Regions from separate parts of the Homo sapiens genome. Here all the other regions are linked to region 2. A link is a contact called in ENCODE Hi-C or POLR2A ChIA-PET data. All regions are on one chromosome and are shown on one strand. The core of a region is the stretch at or near the end of the contact, and the rest is flanking DNA. Distances in the headings are between cores, read along the strand shown.

Evidence for each region. Hi-C counts contacts between places; a loop is a spot of excess contacts on that map. ChIA-PET counts read pairs that join two places held with the same protein, here RNA polymerase II (POLR2A). Pooled maps may share reads with other maps.
Region 1: a loop to region 2 is called in a map of naive thymus-derived CD4-positive, alpha-beta T cell, with 7 times the contacts of the local background. The contact joins the promoter of QTMAN here to the promoter of KIF5C in region 2. A Hi-C loop is called at or near these places in 1 of 168 maps with a recorded cell type or tissue (naive thymus-derived CD4-positive, alpha-beta T cell) and 4 of 50 pooled maps. POLR2A ChIA-PET finds 5 or more read pairs at or near these places in 1 of 52 experiments (activated T-cell).
Region 3: a map of B cell shows a loop between it and region 2 (19-fold over the local background). The contact joins the promoter of ARL6IP6 here to the promoter of KIF5C in region 2. A Hi-C loop is called at or near these places in 6 of 168 maps with a recorded cell type or tissue (B cell, CD4-positive, alpha-beta memory T cell, CD8-positive, alpha-beta T cell and 1 more) and 9 of 50 pooled maps.

The regions. Positions count from the first base shown.
Region 1 is chr2:144,330,995-144,334,066 of GRCh38, reverse strand. It overlaps QTMAN (queuosine-tRNA mannosyltransferase), which reads left to right and starts at 1,555. Exons shown (of 12, transcript NM_001376312.2): 1 at 1,555-1,628. RefSeq lists an enhancer at 922-1,499 and a silencer at 1,281-1,880.
Region 2 is chr2:148,873,308-148,876,692 of GRCh38, reverse strand. It overlaps KIF5C (kinesin family member 5C), which reads right to left and starts at 1,466. Exons shown (of 26, transcript NM_004522.3): 1 at 950-1,466. The coding sequence starts at 1,075. It overlaps KIF5C-AS1 (KIF5C antisense RNA 1), which reads left to right. Exons shown (of 4, transcript XR_001739733.2): 4 at 498-3,385. RefSeq lists enhancers at 1-221, 222-800 and a silencer at 1,173-1,642.
Region 3 is chr2:152,717,290-152,720,158 of GRCh38, reverse strand. It overlaps ARL6IP6 (ARF like GTPase 6 interacting protein 6), which reads right to left and starts at 1,539. Exons shown (of 4, transcript NM_152522.7): 1 at 1,135-1,539. The coding sequence starts at 1,534. It overlaps PRPF40A (pre-mRNA processing factor 40A), which reads left to right and starts at 2,698. Exons shown (of 26, transcript NM_001365597.4): 1 at 2,698-2,869. The coding sequence starts at 2,720. RefSeq lists enhancers at 1,029-1,228, 1,279-1,328, 1,369-1,568, 1,799-1,888, 1,909-1,978 and 2 more and a silencer at 2,199-2,298.

The DNA.
Region 1 (3,072 bases), core at 306-2,805, 4.5 Mb after region 2:
GCATTTTGTATTTTATTCTGTGTAATAGGATTTACTAGTTTCATGTGTAGTCAGAACACTCACTTTCAGGTTTTGGCATTTACTCTTTTCTGTTTCTCAATTTGTGTGAAAGTGGATGGACAGATGGTTTATTAGGCTTTCAAATGCTTACAATGCTGTTGTTCAATTCAACAATGGTTTTAAACTTTGAATGTCCACACAGAGCTGGATTTTGTTTGGAACGGAAGATAGTTTCGACGCTTCAATTTAAGGATAAGAATGTTTACTCACATAACTTAAAGCAACTTGTGGATATAAGTACAAAGACCTAATCGATTTCCTTTATTTTGGTATGTTTCCTAATTCATTTCCACATCACAGCCTAACTCTTCCGAGTTGCAGTTTTAAAAATGAAGTTACTTAATAAACCAGACATCCAGTTATATTTGCATGTTTTGCCTTCACCAGAGTCATTTAACCTACAACCTCCTTCCAGATACAAAAACCTTTACTTTAGAAAGGATCCTTTACTTCATAAAGGAATTTAACGAAGGGACACATTCCTCACTTTACAGTCAAGAACACCTGGGACTTCCTGGTACTCTTTCTACTATGTATTCTATAAATAAAAGAGCTAAAGTGAAATTAGGTCGCAGCGAAAAAACATCCAACATTTGTGAATTTTAAGCCCCAACAGAAAATCCCATTCCTTGAAATTCAAGTGGCAATGAGAATATTATTGCATAAGGAAAATATAGATGGAACTATGCAAGTCAAATGATGGTCTCCACTGCTGTCGCTTTGCTTTGTGATTTTTAATTACTCAATGTGACTCTCCTCGTGTAAATGGGACCGCGAATATGCAATTATTGAATACTCAAACTGCATCAGAAGTGTGTGGAGTAGTCAGAACCGAAAGGACGGGAAAAATGGAGATAAAGGAAAGCATGAGCCTTGCCAGGAGGGAATCGAGGAGGTCCAGAAGGAGGGATATTAAGAGGCATTGGCAAAGCAGCTGTGGAGGAGCTCCGGGCTGCAGAGCAGGTAGAGGTGTCGGCAAGGGAGCCAGGAACCCGCACAGGGGCCCTGAGGCTCTAGTAGGCCGGGGAGTGGACCAGGAAAGGAGATGCAACGGGCCGGCTGGAAAACTGCACGGGGAATCCGAGGTCGACCTAATGAACAGCACAGACCTTCCAGAAGGAAAGAGAAGGTGACTATGCGAGCTTAGAACAGGACTAGGAGGTTGGGGAAAGAGTACGAAAAAGCTGAAAGGGCGGACAGGGTGCTGACGAGATGGGAAAGGGCGCACAGGGAGGTGGGGAGCAGTGCGAGGCCGGGGGACAGTGGGCAGGTGCGAGGAGCCGAGCCCGCGGGCTGGGGCGGAGCGATTCGCGCGGGCGGGAGCGCCGCTGACTCAGGGACCTCGCGCCAGCGGAGTCCGGGCGGCGCAGAGAGGCGGAGCCTCGATTGCGCGGGCGGGCCGAGGGGCGGGACCAGCGCCTGACGCGCCCGGAGGCCGAGGCGGCCGCGGGCCGGGAGGGGCGGCGGCATCCGCGGCGGCCGCGGGGGAGGGGCACGGCGTCAGCGCGTCGCCGGCTGGGCCGCGCCGGTGGCCAGGAGGGAGAGACAAGGAGGAGGAGGAGGAGGAGGTGAGTAGGCTCCGGGCTGGGGAGCCGCGCGGGCCAGCGGGGAGGCGGGGAGCGCGGCCCCTCCCCTCCCCTCCCCGGCGCCCGCCTCGCGGGGCCGCGCTGCGCGGAGATCCCAGAGGGGCAGCAGCGGCGGCTGCGGCGCGGGGAGCCGGGGGCGGGGGGTGTGGGGGAGGCGGAGCTGAGAGCCGCGCGCTTCCCGGGCGCACGCGCTGCGCTCCCTGCGCCGCCGTCCGCACCGCGCTCGGAATGGGGCGTCACGCCGTGGCATTTTGTGCCTTCTGCAAACTGGTCGTGTTCGAATTGCGTTTTTTTGGTGCCTACATGTCGTGCGTGCTGGTTTTCTGCGGCCCGGCGCTCCGCTTCTTCCTCGCGCAGGCTGAGAGGACGGGTGGGGGCACGTCGCCCTCGCGCGGGAGAAGGGAGGCCGGGCGTCCGGGTTGGCCTGAGTTGGCTGGGGTGCTTCGCCGACCACCAGGCTGCCCGGCGCTTGGCCCCTTGCAGTGCGAGCCCCAGGCCTTCCTGACGGAAAGCTTCGCTTCTGGCTCCTAGTCGCCCTCAGTTACCAGACCTCCCCAGCGCCCCACTCCTCTCTGCCAGCCGAGTGTGAAGACCCTCACTGTGCCCCCCACCCCGGAATCCCTCGTCTGAGGATTAAGCACATAACTTCCCATTTTCATCGGGATCCAGACAATCCCATTCTGTCCAGGTGGAAAGATTCTCTGAATTTAAGTCTTGGGAATGCAGCAGCGAAATTTAACCTTTAGTCCCGAAGTAGTTTTTTTGCCTTCTCTCGCACATACAACTTTTAGAGTCTTCTGACAACTGTGCTGCTTTAGGTTATCTTGAGATTCTTAAGTTAATGCCTTGAGGCCGTGTGATGGGAGTTTCAAAGAGAAGGCTTTTACAGCTTTTCTTCCACCTGTATCGCAGTTTGAAATGGAAAACGTGAGTTGATGATGATTTTCCATACGAGATGGATTTCAGTTTGCAGCCCCGGCTGCCGTGGCTCACTTGGTTATTTGGTGCCTACCCCTGAAGTTGATTTTAAAGCTTAAAATAGTGGTTAGGTAAAGGAGCTGCTGAAAAAGAAGTTCAGTACAATTCAATAGAGCCATTCTATTGGCTTCTATTAACGTGTTTAACCTTAAGCTTTAACCATGACAGGAGTTTCATGTAGGAACCCACATACCAAGTGAAATATTGAATTTTAATTAGTGCGTTCCAGGTCTGACTTGGATTAGATTCTTCTCGGCTCCCACTCCCTTTTGGTATACATTTTCCTTAGGGTCCTGTACTGTATTTAATGAAACAGTTTTAGTATTGAGGATTAGAGGAGTACCTCTTGAATCACGAAACTTTCTTTGACATGCTTGAAAACAATGAATAGGTAAAATCTGAAGCATGATACTTGCAATAAGGTAGGAAATAGTAAATTTTTTAACAT
Region 2 (3,385 bases), core at 217-2,716:
CTACAATCCATTGGTGTTCCCTCCCCCTACCAGCAGCCCCAGCTGCAGAGAGGGAGCTAAGTAGGGGGAGGGGGTGGGGGAGAAAAGGTGGGGAAGGGAGATAGAGAGGGAGGGGGGTCCGAGCCGCACGAAGTAACTTCTGCTCTTGGCACAGGGGGCTACTGCGCTCTGAGCCCCCTCGCCCCACAGATGTGGACACAGCCTCCTCTCCACCCAGCGTGAGGCGCATCAGAGGGTCTGCAGACATGGGAGGGAGGTCATCCCAGAGGGGAGGGATCAAGCCGGGACTCCACATCCAGGGCAGCCAGGCGTGAGAGGAAGCGGGAGACACACCAGGCCTCCAGGGGACACCGAGGCCACCAGTACTCCCCCAACCCTCCGCCTTCCGCGCGCGGAGCCAGGTGTAACACCGCGGGGAGCCGCGTCTACACTGCCGCGGGAGCTCCGAGACGCGACTAGAAATTTTCCTGTACCCCTTTTTCTTTCTTTTTTGCTAGGGTCGTGAGAAGAAGAGGCAAGGCGTTTGGTAAATCGAATTGATTGATGCCCAGAAGCATTTGCGGGTTGCAGAGCTCACACTTTAAAGGGGGCCTGGGCACCCGGCTTGAGGGTCACCCGAACACACTACCCACGCGGCGAGGCGAGCGTGGGGAACAATGGGCCCACCCGGGCCCCCACCCGGCGAACAATGGCGGCGCCGAGCCCGTCTTCGCCCCCCATCCCCACCCCCGCCACCCCCGCCCGGCCCGCCGCTCCCGGCCGCCTCTCCACCCGCCCGGGAGGGAACCATAGTGCGCGGGGCGAGGGGTCTCTGGTCAGGTCCACCCGAGAGGCCAGCCCCGCGGGAATGTCCGAGGGGGCGGCCTAAACACCTCCGCTGCGTCTGGGGCGTCGGGGCGCCCAGCTGCGGCGCGGAGCAGCAGGGAAGGCAGACGCCCCAGCCACTTACCCCGATCACCACGGTCTCATCGCCTTTAAATTTGGGGATGAATTTGTCCCCGCGGAGGATCTCCGCTTCGTTGAGGGGCCGGAACCGGCACATCACTTTGATGCTGCATTCGGCTGGATCCGCCATCTCGGCCGGCGGTAGGGAGGGGGCACGGGGATGGGTGGGGGGCCGGGGCCGGGAACGACGAGGGAGGAGGCCGCGAGCTGCACCGCCCACAGCTAGGCCGCCTCCTGCAGCCTCCGACGACGCTTCTCAGCAGGTCATCGCGAGCCCGGCCGGCTGAGCAGCCCCGGCCGCTCCGAGCCCGGGAAGGTGGGCAGCTTCTCCGCTCCGGCCCCTCCGGCTGCAGACCGGCCTGCCCTGGCCCTGCCCCGCCCCTGCCCAGCGCCCCCCGGCCCACCTGCCCGCGACCACGCGGCGGGCGGAGGAGGCGATGCGCAGGGAGCGAGCCTCGCCCGGCTCAGACCTCCCGGGCTCCTGCGCGCTCAGCCATCCTGCATCAGCACCAGCGCGCTCTGCCGCCTTGAGACCCGCCCCTCCGCCCCGCCCTCCCCTGGCCCGCCCCGGGACGGTGACGTCACCGTAGAGGTCCGCCCGGCCCCCGCCCGACTCCGAGCGCTGCGCATCCCGGGACTTGTAGTCACTCTACCTGCCGGGGGAAGGACAGGATGCGACCTCCAAGAGCCTGCAAGTCCGGTCTGGCTGCCCAAGCCGGAACCGGATGGAGGTCATATCCAATATTTCCGGTTAAAATCTCTAGATAACTGGGTCTGGATCATCCTGATCCCAAAAGAAAATCACTTGGGAAACAGCTCCCAATAGCCCCTGGGTTTCATCCTTCAACTTCTACCACTAGATAAGGATGGATGTCTGTTCAGAGTTTGGGTTTGATTGGCCTTGGTTTAGGTTGGCATCTAGTGCTAAACCAATCAACCAGAATCAGGGATTTTGTAAGATTATGGAGGAATCCCTTGGTGGGAAGGTTCCCAAAAGAAGAGGGATGGTATTCCCAGACATGGTGCCGGGCTGGCAGAACAACTGAGTGTCCACTCTATTTTTCCAGAACTTCCTTTTCCTCTAAGACCTAGCTCAACCCTCCTTCCTCAGACTTTCCCAGCTCACTAAACACCTATAAAGAGTTGGTGGCCCTCCTTGATGTTCCCCTAATCTGCTGTGCCTGTCTCTAGCACTGCACTTGGGTGGTGATATCTGCTTGATATCTTTGTGTCTGTAGCATCTAGCACATAGTGGGCAGCATACTGAATAAGGATTCTACCCTAGGAAGAAGCAATGCATGAGTGTGAATCCCACCTCAGCCACTTATTAGATGTATGACCAACAGGCGGAGGAAATTAAGAGCGGAGGAAATTAAGAAGTCTTAATTTCCTTAAGACTCAGTTTCCTCATCTCTGTCATTGGAATAATATCATCTTGTGATTTCTGGGGGAATTAAAAGACAGATGCTTTTAAAGCACCTAGCACGGTGCCTGACATGTATATAGGATAAGCTCTTGAAAGTTAGATGTTATTGGGTGCTGAACAAATGATCATAAAACAAATAAGTTAGTTAATTTTAGGAACACATCTGTTGCTTAAATTCGGGTAATACCTGAAAATACAAGTGTTCTCTGCCTAGCTGAGAGGACAGACCTACTAAAATCAACTTTTATAAACCCTTGTAAGTAGTACCAGTTCTATTTCATCTCCTCATGTGCAGTGGAAGTAGATTAAAAAGACCCAGGTGCCACCTTCTCATCTGTTTTTAAATTAAGTAATTCTCAGGCTCTGGCTCAGAGACCCATCATCTTAAATGATCAACTTCATAATATACTAGAGAGGACAATCCAATTCTCAGTTTCCCTGAGCCCACCAGAAGATGCCCAGAACCTTGCATACACTGGTTTATCTGAGGAGGTCAGGATTATCTCAAGTGGACAGAGACGTATCTGTGTGTCACTGTGTTCAGTCATCATTCATTCGTTCATCTGTTCATTCATCAGCTATTAACTGAGCAAATGGCATTTGCTGTCACTCTGTAAACTTAGATTTATTAAGTGAACCCTTTTCAAGGGAGATAACGTAGGGCCTCTCATTTGAAGGGAGGTTGCAAAATAAGTCATCGCCCTCAGGCAGCTTAGAAACTAGTGGGAGTACAGAGGATGAAGTTCTCAGTGTTGTCTGAGAAGGCTTAATATAGGAAATGGGCTAAGTAGGATTCAAAACAATTGAAAAGGGACACCAAAAGATAGGTAACAGGCCGGGCGCCGTGGCTCACGCATGTTAATCCCAGCACTTTGGGAGGCTGAGATGGGTGGATCACTTGAGGTCAGGAGTTTGAGACCAGCCTGACCAACCTGGTGAAACCTGGTCTCTACTAAGAATACAAAAATTAGCCAGGCATGGTGGCACGTGCCTGTAATTCCAGCTAATCTGGCG
Region 3 (2,869 bases), core at 290-2,789, 3.8 Mb before region 2:
ATGTCTCCGAGCAAAACAGAAATAAACCACCTAGGAGACAAAACTATCAGAATTGCAAAAAAGGGCAAAAAAGTGGGGAGGGGAATGATAAATGAAACATTGGCAGCCAATCATTTAAGACTGACAGCTTGCATTTTATGCACATTCAGTTTACCATTTTATGAAGAGGTAAAACCCACATCAACTGGCCAAAGTGTCTTCTGTATGAAAATCAAGCATTGTAAGGTTTTAGATGCCATGCCATCTGTAGCCCACTAAACGCTGGGAAGCAATGAGGACAAATAAAAACTGGAGTTAAATAGATTTAATTATATTTAATGAAGTACAAAAATAACACTTCAGTGACAATGTTTTGGGTGCTTTTCATACAACAAAGTTCTTTTGTTTTTTTTTTTTTTTTTTTTTTTTCAGTAACTTGGCAAAGGTCACAAACTAGTGAGAATGGAAATTTAAACTTAACTCTGCTTCTTTCCACTATAATATACACTAGCCAACTAAATTATACAACCGTATGCCTTGCAATAAACTTCAACCGGCCAATATTTCAACTTCAGACAGAAAAACAAAATTATTAGAGGACGAGTGGACTATACTTTCTGCAACAGAACTCCGTGCACTACACCTGGATACAAACTTAAAAACTGAGAGGCTAATTATTTTACCTATAAAAGAAGAAATTTGGACTATGCGATGAAAATCTTTGTCCCTCAAGATTCTGTGTAGAGGAATTGGTGGACAGCACATCTTTATTTGTGGATGAAGGCCATTGAACATGGCCTATTTTAATTATATGCACTTTTCACTGTCTCCTTTTAATGGTGGGTGTTTCGCATTTTGTTTAATCTTCACAATATTTCATCCCCAGTGTTCAAGGACTTGAAGATATTTCTTCAAGAGTACCCATTTAATCAAACGATCCTTTTTAAAAATACGTCTCCTGATCATGGATCAGGACGCTCCACTTAGAAAAGGCAAAGGGCGGGAGAGCAAAGTAAGATGCAAATGAGGACTCTGGGTGAAAGCAGCTGCCAGCCTGAGGGCTTAGCGCGAGGGAAAGGGAGATGGGTGGAGACGAGAGCCACACCCTGGCTCAACTTTACTCTGGACAGACTTTCAAGGCGTCGGCTTCAATACCTTTAACGATCAAGTAGGCGATGGCGAGGAGGAAGGCGAGAAGAATGGCGAAGAGCAGCGAGCAGAGAATAGAGAGGACCTGGACCGGCCACCGCCGAGGCTGGGCTCTGCTGCCCGCGGCCGCGGGAAAGATACCATTGCGCTTATCGGGCAGAACGGGCGACCCGTTCCCGTCCGGCGGGAGCACCGAGCGCTTTCTGGGCTCTGACCACGCCCCAGCCGAGAACTCCGCCCGCAGGTCGCGGGCCACTTGGTCGCATCCCTCCTCCTCGTCGACTTCGCCTTCACCCCAGCTGTCCCCCTGAGTAAAGGAGGAATACGATGGCCGAGCCACAGGGCCCGGGGTGCCGGGACCGCGGCGCCGCAGAGCCGACCGCCACCCGCTCTCAGCAAACGACATGGCGCGAAACACAACGAAACCCGCGGAGAACGAGCCTCTCCCACCTGCCCCGCCCCGGGTCCGCAACAGCCAATCCGCGGCAGTGGCCGCTACCACCAGGCCTCAGAGCCCAGGGGTAAACCACGGAGAGCAAGGGTGGGCGGCGGGTTGCAAAGGAAGCCGCAGGGCCAAAGGAGAGGCGGAATGCGCTTCGACCAGAGCTCGACCCCAGGGCTGTAGCCGGAAAGGGGAGCAGGAAAGCGCGCAGGGAGAAGCGAGCGGAGGCCGAAGGCTGTCGAGTATCCACTCCCTGCGGGGCTTCGTCCCGGCCGGAGACCTCCGCCACCCCCGCGTCACCAACGGGAGCGCGCGCCCCGACAGCCCCAAAGCCTCATCTTTTCGACGCCGGGTCCTAGCGCCCGCTCGCGCCCTCGGAGACACATTCCCGAACCTATTTGTCTTCTCCCTTCTTCCCCACTACGCTCACACTCTTCTCCAGGTTCCCCCATTAAGGGCACCTCTCTACCTGGCGCTCTCGCGGTTCCTTAACTGCTCACCCCCATCTCCCTTTAGTGTGGTTCTCCCCACCCGTACTACAACTTCCCTCCCGCTACTCGACACGCCTCCTTCCCCAGGCGCGCGCTCTCCACCTGGTGCGTACGGAGATCGAACCCTCTCCTCCGAACCCCTCCTTTCGCCTTCCCCGCCTCCTCCCCTCCGCCTCGAGCACCGCGCGCGCGCATTCGGTCCCAGCCACCGCTAACACTACAGGCTGCTTACCCCCGCCCCCTCCACCCTACCCCTGGCGGCCTCAGGTTTGTGGGGCGTACGTAACTCGGGCGGGGAGGGTGAAGGTGGCAGACCCCCACTGCCCCACCCCCTACGGGGTGAGGCGGTCTAAGCTCGGGAAGCTGGGACACTGTTGTCTTCCCTTCCCCTGGGGAAGTTGGTAGAGTTTTCCCGACGGAGGACTCGGCGCAGAAACTTCCTCCGTCCTCCTCCTCCCCCCCCCCCATGCAGGCGACGCCGAGTGAGGCTGAGGCTGGGGGCGAATCGCCGCAGAGCTGCGTGTCGGCGGCGCATTCTGATTGGACAGCGGGGAAGCCCGTCAGCCTGTTGGCCCCGCTGATCCCGCCCCGTAGCGCAGGGCAGCCTTTAACCTTTAGCCCCAGTGGGCGCCAGCCACTCAGATCGCTTCTTGTTGGTATGTGTAGCGGCAGTGGCCGCCGGCGGAGCAGTCTGAGCCCGACGATGAGGCCGGGGACGGGAGCTGAGCGTGGAGGCCTCATGGTGAGTGAAATGGAGAGCCATCCTCCCTCGCAGGGTCCTGGGGACGGGGAGCGGAGATTGTCCGGC